Regions from separate parts of the Homo sapiens genome. Here region 2 is linked to region 1. The links are chromatin contacts, found by Hi-C or POLR2A ChIA-PET in ENCODE. All regions are on one chromosome and are shown on one strand. The core of a region is the stretch at or near the end of the contact, and the rest is flanking DNA. Distances in the headings are between cores, read along the strand shown. Region 1 holds the start of C17orf58 (chromosome 17 open reading frame 58). Region 2 overlaps PITPNC1 (phosphatidylinositol transfer protein cytoplasmic 1).

What was found. A loop is a pair of places that touch in the nucleus more often than their neighbours do. ChIA-PET counts read pairs that join two places held with the same protein, here RNA polymerase II (POLR2A). Pooled maps may share reads with other maps.
Region 2: a map with no recorded cell type shows a loop between it and region 1 (3-fold over the local background). The contact joins the enhancer-like site here to the promoter of C17orf58 in region 1. A Hi-C loop is called at or near these places in 1 of 37 single-sample maps with no recorded cell type and 1 of 50 pooled maps. POLR2A ChIA-PET finds 5 or more read pairs at or near these places in 2 of 52 experiments (B cell and activated naive CD4-positive, alpha-beta T cell).

Annotation. Positions count from the first base shown.
Region 1 is chr17:67,994,997-67,998,470 of GRCh38, forward strand. It overlaps C17orf58 (chromosome 17 open reading frame 58), which reads right to left and starts at 1,473. Exons shown (of 4, transcript NM_001382359.1): 1 at 1,127-1,473. The coding sequence starts at 1,202. RefSeq lists a silencer at 703-792.
Region 2 is chr17:67,648,365-67,652,370 of GRCh38, forward strand. All of the region lies in intron 6 of PITPNC1 (phosphatidylinositol transfer protein cytoplasmic 1), which reads left to right. Among named protein-coding and RNA genes, the nearest start is that of NOL11, 68 kb to the right of the region's middle. RefSeq lists enhancers at 2,236-2,395, 3,076-3,155. Within about 2 kb of position 2,592, at least 3 of the 41 ENCODE cell types and tissues checked have a DNase peak (open chromatin) inside an H3K27ac peak, as active enhancers do.

The DNA of each region.
Region 1 (3,474 bases), core at 223-2,722:
ATACCAGTTACACAATTTCACCTCCTTGCTTGCCTGGGTCCCAGTGCCCTCCAAACAGGCAAGAACTAGCCTTTATTTTTCTCTCCCCTTGCATTAAAGAGATGGATCTGCCCATTTGCAGCTCTGGCAACACTTCATTTAAAGTTGATCAGTCTTGCCAAATCGATAATCTGCTTTAAAATCAGCTTTCACCCAGCAATAATAGCTGGTTAGAGTTCATGTTTTTGCAAAGAGGTTGATTCTGACTCATTATGTTGTTAAACGGTTGTGCCATGCACAGCTGAATAAAGTTCTGGTGGATATCCAATTCCTGACTGTCAACTGTTGACCTCACAACTGCTTCCCCATTGATATAACCATCTGTTGTCATGGGAAAGATTGTCTGATATTTGGGTTAAATGCCACTGAAGTCATTCAATTTCCATGTGGAAAAATAACCCAGAGTAAATTGCCCTGTGAGGTACGGAAACTGTTTTTCCCAGAGATAGCGAAGCCGACAGAACATCCAAATAAAAGCAAAACAAAAACACGATCCCCCAGAGAACCCCTCATTTCTTCACGGGCTGAGTAACTTAATTTCATTTCGTGCATGAAGTATAAGAGTGTGTGCGTGTTAGTTAAACCCCGGCTCAGGTGTCCCAAGGTTGTGCGCTGGGGCTGCGGGGAGAGCAAAGTGCCCGGGGCTGCCGGATTTCGGCCCCGCTTCCCCCCAGCCCTCCACAGCGCCCCCCGCAGCCCCTGCTCACCCAGTCGAGGGGGGCGGACCCCGCGGCGTCCTGCGAGCCCGGCCCGGGCACGGCTCCCGAAAGGCGCGCCACGACCCCTTTTGACACTTTCCCTCCTCCGTGATGGAGCAACTACTTAACATGCAAAGTTTTCCCCAGCCTGCCCGGCTTGCTCGGGATCATTTCAGTAGCTAAATTGGCTTCTTTCCGAAAAGGCTGCCAAGAGACACGAAACCTTGGGGACACACTTTGCTCCTTTATAAGACGAACGCAGACCCGGGGTGTCCTCTCTTGCGAGCTCTGACCCCCCTCCTCGTCCCACGTTTCACTGAGCCTCCTTCCCAGCTCCCCCCCACAGATCCCCGCTCCGCTCCCAGGGCCCCGCACTACACCAATCTTACTTTTTCTCTCCGCCACCGGTGCTTCGGGGGATGATCCGACGATCAAACAGAGGAGCCAGAAAGCTCTAGCTGTCATTTTTGCAGACAGGGTTCCCAGGCTCTAAAAGTGAGCCTGGTCTTTTGCTTGCTTTCTCTCCCCCAACCCCTTCTCCACACCCCCACCCCCGTTCATGCTAATGAGGGGCAGCCTTTGGGGAAACGGGAATCACTCGCTGAGCAGACCATTGGAACAAAACCGAGCCGCAGGGATTTCTCCCTCTTCCTTCCTAAGGAGGACGAGCACATGGCCTTGCAAAGTTGTCCCCGGGAATGTCTGTCCTGTGATCTGCGGGCGAGGAGAGCATCACAGCCTAAACTTTAAACCTGTGTGCGTTTGCGCGCTGGGGTGGGGGCAGCAAAGGGTGGGGTGACAAGTGCAGAGAATAAGCGTGTTTCGGGACTGAGGGACTGGGTGGGGGAGAACGAGTGACGGGAGCTTTTTTCTAGATTAGGTCAACAACAAATAGGAAAATAGTGCTTAAGACAGCGTGGGTTTGTGGAAGGGAGATTCCAGATGACAGAGAATGTATCCTGGAATGTGTGTGTTAGGCAATTTCTAGAGAAACCAAGTCACTGCTTCCTTAGTAAAACTGTTTCATTATATATCACAGCTCATTGTAACCTCTGCCTCCCGGACTAAAGCGATTCTCGTGCCTCAGCCTCTCAAGTAGCTGGGATTACAGGCATATGCCACCATGCGAGGCTAATTTTTGTATTTTTAGCAGAGACGGGATTTCACCGTGTTGGCCAGGCTGGTCTCAAACTCCTGACCTCAAGTGATCCACCCACCTTGGCCTCCCAAAGTGCTGGGATTACAGCATGAGCCACCACGCCGGGCCCAGAGGTCTAATTATTAATCAGAATGTTGCCTGTTGAGGCCAGGCAGGGTGGTTCATGCCTGTAATCCCAGTACTTTGGGAGCCCGAGACAGGAGGATCTCTTGAGCTCAGGAGTTCAAGACCAGCCTGAGCAACATGGAGAGAACCTGTCTCTACAAAAAATACAAAAATTAGCCAGGCATGGTGGCTCGCATCTGTGGTCCCAGCCACTTGGGAGGCTGAGGTGGGAGGATCACTTGAGCCTAGGAGGTGGAGGTTGCAGTGAGCCGAGATTGTGCCACTGCACTCCAGCCTGGGTGACAGAGAGAGGCCCTGTCTCAAAAAAAAAAAAAAAAAAAAAAGAAGAAGAAGAAGAAGAAGAAAGAAAAGAAAGAGGAGGAGCCAGGCACAGTGGCTCACGCCTGTAATCCCAGCATTTTGGGAGGCCAAGGCAGGCGGATCACGAGGTCAGGAGTTCAAGACCAGCCTGGCCAAATTAGTGCAACCCTGTCTCTACTAAAATTACAAAAAAGTTAGCAGGGTGTGGTGGCACACACCTGTAGTCCCAGCTACTCAGGAGGCTGAGGCAGGAGAATCGCTTGAACCTGGGAGGCAAAGGTTGCAGTGAGCTGAGACTATGCCATTGCACTCCAGCCTGGGTGATAGAGTGAGACTTTTGTCTCAAAAAGAAAAAAAAAAAGAGGAGGAGGAGGAGAACGAAGAAGAAGAAGAAGGAGAGCAGGGCCAGGTGTGGTGGCTCACGCCTGTAATCCCAGCACTTTGGGAGGACAAGGTGGGTCGATCACGAGGCCAGGAGATCCAGACCATCCTGGCTGACACAGTGAAACCCCGTCTCTACTGAAAATACAAAAAATTAGCCGGGCGTGGTGGCGGGCGCCTGTAGTCCCAGCTACTCAGGAGGCTGAGGCAGGAGACTGGCGTGAACCTGGGAGGCGGAGCTTGCAGTGTGGCGCCACTGCCCTGCCCTCCAGCCTGGGTGACAGAGTGAGACTCTGTCTCAAAAAAAAAAAAAAAAAAAAAAAAGAAGGAGAGGAGGAAGAGGAGGAGGAGGAGGAAAGAAGTTTGCCTGTTGAGCATTAAATCAAAGAAAATAAATTTGCTGGCTGGGTGCGGTGGCTCAACCTGTAATCCCAACACTCTGGGAGGCCAAGGTGGGCAGATCACGAGGTCAGGAGTTCGAGACCAGCCTGGCCAACATAGTAAAACCCCATATCTACTAAAAATACAAAAATTAGCGAGTCATGGTGGCGGGCACCTGTAATCCCAGCTACTTGGGAGGCTGAGGGAGGAGAATCGCTTGAACCCAGGAGGCAGAAGTTGCAGTGAGCCAAGACTGCGCCACTACACTCCAGCCTGGGCAACAGCACAGGACTCTGTCTCAAAAAAAAAAAAAAAAAAAGAAAAAGAAAAAGAAAAAAAAGAAAAGAAATTTGCCTGTTGAGCATTAAATCAAATTGCAGCTAAGGAGAT
Region 2 (4,006 bases), core at 1,342-3,841, 350 kb before region 1:
CAGCCTCAAGTTCAAAGGCTGCAAACCGAGCCAGGTTCTAATAAGCTCCCTTTATGGGAGGAGCTGGGTTCTTGGCCTCTCACTGTCTCATGTATTAAGGTGGGGTCCTCTCCAGTGTGCCCTTGAATGACCTTATTGCTTTTGATTAGAGGTTACCTTGAACTATACTCATATTGCCAAACGGAACAGGTTAGTGTTCTGCAACAGGATGTTAGGGAGACAGCTCTTGTTGCTCTGGAACTGGGAACCAGGCCCAAAGCTGGGGACAAAGAGGAATTGGGACTCCACATTCACCAGGCAGCTGCTAATCACCAGTGGCCCAGATGACCCTCTTCCCACAGCTCTGGTTGCCCCTATCTTCCCCTTCCCTAGGCCCTATGTGGAGATGAAGGAGGGGAGTTTGTAGTCATTGGGAGTATACTTCTTGCCTCACCCCAATCCCATGTGACAGGAGTAGTATTCTGAGAGAATCAACTACAGTAGCTGGGGCATCTGCAAAAAAAAGCTGGCTATAGGCCCAGTGCAGTGGCTCTAATCCCAGCACTTTGGGAGGCCAAGGCGGGAGGATCACTTGAGGCCAGGAGTTTGAGACCAGCCCAGACAATATAGCAACAGCCCATCTACAAAATATTTTTAAAAATTAGCTGGGCCCAGTGGCACATGCCTGTGGTCTTAGCTACTCAGGAAGCTGAGGTGGGAGGATTGCTTGAGCCTAAGAGTTCAAGGCTGCAGTGAGCCATGATTGCACCACTGCACTCCAGCCTGGGTGACAGAGTGAGACCCTGACACACACACAAAAAATAGTTGACTGTTTGCTGAGCCGGGAACTTGCAGGCCCACCCTCAATGCTGCCATCCTGCAAGACTTGGGTGATACTAATAAGTGTCCCCAAAAGCTTGCAGAGGAACGTAGAGATTGCACCTGCTGCCCATCTGGAAATTTCTAAAGGAGTTTTTGAAGGAGCCCATGGCTAGGGCTGAGATGGAACCATGGGAGTGTGAGCTTGGGAATAGCACGGGGGCATCCCCTTGGGCATTATTGAAAATGCAGGTAATAGTGGGCTACTTTTAGTAGCTTGCTTATGAGAATTCTGGGGTGTTTTCTGTGTCTCCAACCAGTTCAATTCTCCAGCACCAGCTATGTGTCCAACAATTCAATTCAATTAGACACTGTCTATCTGGAGTTAGCATCAGATCCCAGTCCCACAAAGCTGCCCCACTTCTCACTGACAGGCTATAGGCCGGGCACAGTGGCTCATTCCTACAATCCCAGCACTTTGGGAGGCCAAGGCAGGTGGATCACTTGAGGCCAGGAGTTCGAGACTAGCCTGGCCAACAGAGTGAGACTCCATCTCTATTTTTTTTACTAAAAAAAATTTTTTTTTTAATCTGGGGTCTCCACGACTCCTTCCTCAGGCTCAATAATTTGCTAGAAAGGCTCACAGAACTCAGGAAAACATTTACTTAGATTTACCAGTTTATTATCAAGGATATGACTCAGCAGCAGGTAAATGGGAGAGAGGCATCAGGTGAGGTATTGGGGGGTGGGGACTTGGGGCTTCCGTGCCCCCTCTGGGTGTGCCATCCTCCCAGCAGGTCAGTGTGTTTAAGCGTTTATGGAGCTCAATCCCAGCACCCCCTCCCTCCCTAGAGGTCAGTGGATGGGGCTGAAAGTTCTAACCCCCTAATCACCTGGTGTTTCTGGTGACCAGAGCCATCTTGAGGCCATCTAGGGCCCCTCACCTGTGTATGTGATCTGAAGGAGCTTGTTATGCATCCCAAAAGTCACCCCCATCACTCAGGAAATTCCAGGAGTTTTTGGAGCATTGTCTTAGGAAGCAGTGACAAAAACCAAATCTATTTTGTATTACATCACAAGGATGAAATGAGAAAGCGAATCTGAAGTGCCTGACACAGACTCTGGTACGGAGCAAGCACTTGAAAACGTTAGCTCCTAGGGTGATTTTTCCCAGCTTCCTTCCTTGACTTTCCTCTGGCCACCTCTCTTGCAAGTTCTCATTTGCTTTCATCTTCTCCCCAGTTCCTAAAAGGCATCCTGGGGGCTAGAAACCATAGGCTTTTTTTTTTTTTTTTTTTTTTTTTGAGATGGAACCTTGCTCTGTCTCCCAGGCTGGAGTGCAGTGGTGCGATCTCAGCTCACTGCAACCTCTGCCTCTCGGGTTTAAGCGATTCTCCTGCCTCAGCCTCCTGAGTAGCTGGGACTACAGGCATGCGCCACCATGCCTGGCTAAATTTTTTGGATTTTTAGTAGAGACGGGGTTTCACCATGTTGGTCAGGCTGATCTCCAACTCCTGACCTCAAAAGATCCGCCCTCCTTGGCCTCCCAAAGTGTTGGGATTACAGGTGTGAGCCACGGCGCCTGGCCAAAACCATGGACTATTACATTGTTTTGTGTGATGTGCTCAAATTTCTCATTTGCCTCGTCCCTCTTCTTAAAGCAATGAGTTTCAAGTGTTTGTGGCACTGAACTATAACTGAGAAGGGTACAAAACAGAAACATTCCCCTTGCCACAGCTGCCTTTCAGTGCCTTTCTACACATCAGATGCACCTTATGAGTCAAACTCCTTTAAGAGAGTCATTTTGCAGAGAAAAAACACAAACCGCTCAGGGTTTGCGGTGCATTCTAGTGCCAAGAGCAAATGCTTTAAAAATAGCACTTTAGGTATTAACTGCTAACAAAGCAAGAATTGACTGCTTCTGGCATGATTTGCATTTAGGGTTTTGGTTTGTTTTTTTTTAAGTTGATGCATAGCAGTTGACCTTTTAAGTCAAGTTTTAGGTCAGTTCTCCAGCACATTCTGAAAGCTCCTTAGTTTTGTCTCTTTTTTAAAAAACAGCTTTATTGGCTGGGCACAATAGCTCACCACTGTAATCCCAGCACTTTTGGAGGCCAAGGCGGGTGGATCACCTGAGGTCAGGAGCTTGAGACCAGCCTGGCCAACATGGCGAAACCCCATCTCTACTAAAAATACAAAAATCAGCCGGGTGTGCTGGCACGTGCTTGTAATCCCAGCTACTTGGGAGGCTGAGACAGGAGAATTGCTGGAACTTGGGACGTGGTGGTTGCAGTGAGCCGAGATTGCACCATTGCTCTCTAGCCCAGGTGACAGAATGAGACTCCGTCTAAAAAAAAAACCCAAAAAAACAGCTTTATTGAGATATAGATCACATACCATACAATTCAGCCATTTTGAATGTATAGTTCAGTGGATTTTACTATAATCACATGTTTACCTCACCACAATCAAATGTAAAACATTTTCATCACCCCACAAAGAAACCTCATATGTTTTAGCTATCATCTCCCTACCCTCTCCCCTCACCCATCTCCCAAGCCTCAGCAACCACACTGATCTACTTTCTGTCTCCATAGATTTCCCTTTTCTGGGCATTTCATATGAATAGGGTCACTTAATAAGTGGTCTTTGGGGACTAGCTGCTTTGAAAGCTCCTTGGTTTTATGTGTATCCCTCTTAAGATTCAAGTTCAAGGAATCCTACATTAATTCAGGGCTAAACTTTACTTTCATTGGAGGGGAATGAGAATGAGATCTGCAACACCTTGGAGTCTTCAGGAGAAGTTCCAGGATGGAGAGAAAAAAATCTGACATGTGATATGTGTTGTTCATCCATCCCTATTTTAGGGCTGAGGGTTATAGTTACATAATGTAGCAATTCCTGGCTGGAGTTCCTGCTTAGCCTTTTTTCATTTAGCATTTATCAAAAACTTCTCATTTCAATTAACAGGGCAAGCCCCTGTTGGCTATTGCCCTTTGTGGTTCAAATTGAGAGTGTAATTAATCATGGAGACTTCATATCTCAGTGAACGTCAGCTAATAAGATTGCCTCCAAGATGCAAGCTCAGCCCCAGCTGGACCAAGCTCTCCTGTGGGCTTCTCCTTGCACCTTCCAGGTGGGAGACTGATTCTATCCAAAACGAGGACGCAGTTTTACACGGGCTGCTCAAACAAGCCCTTTGCTCTGC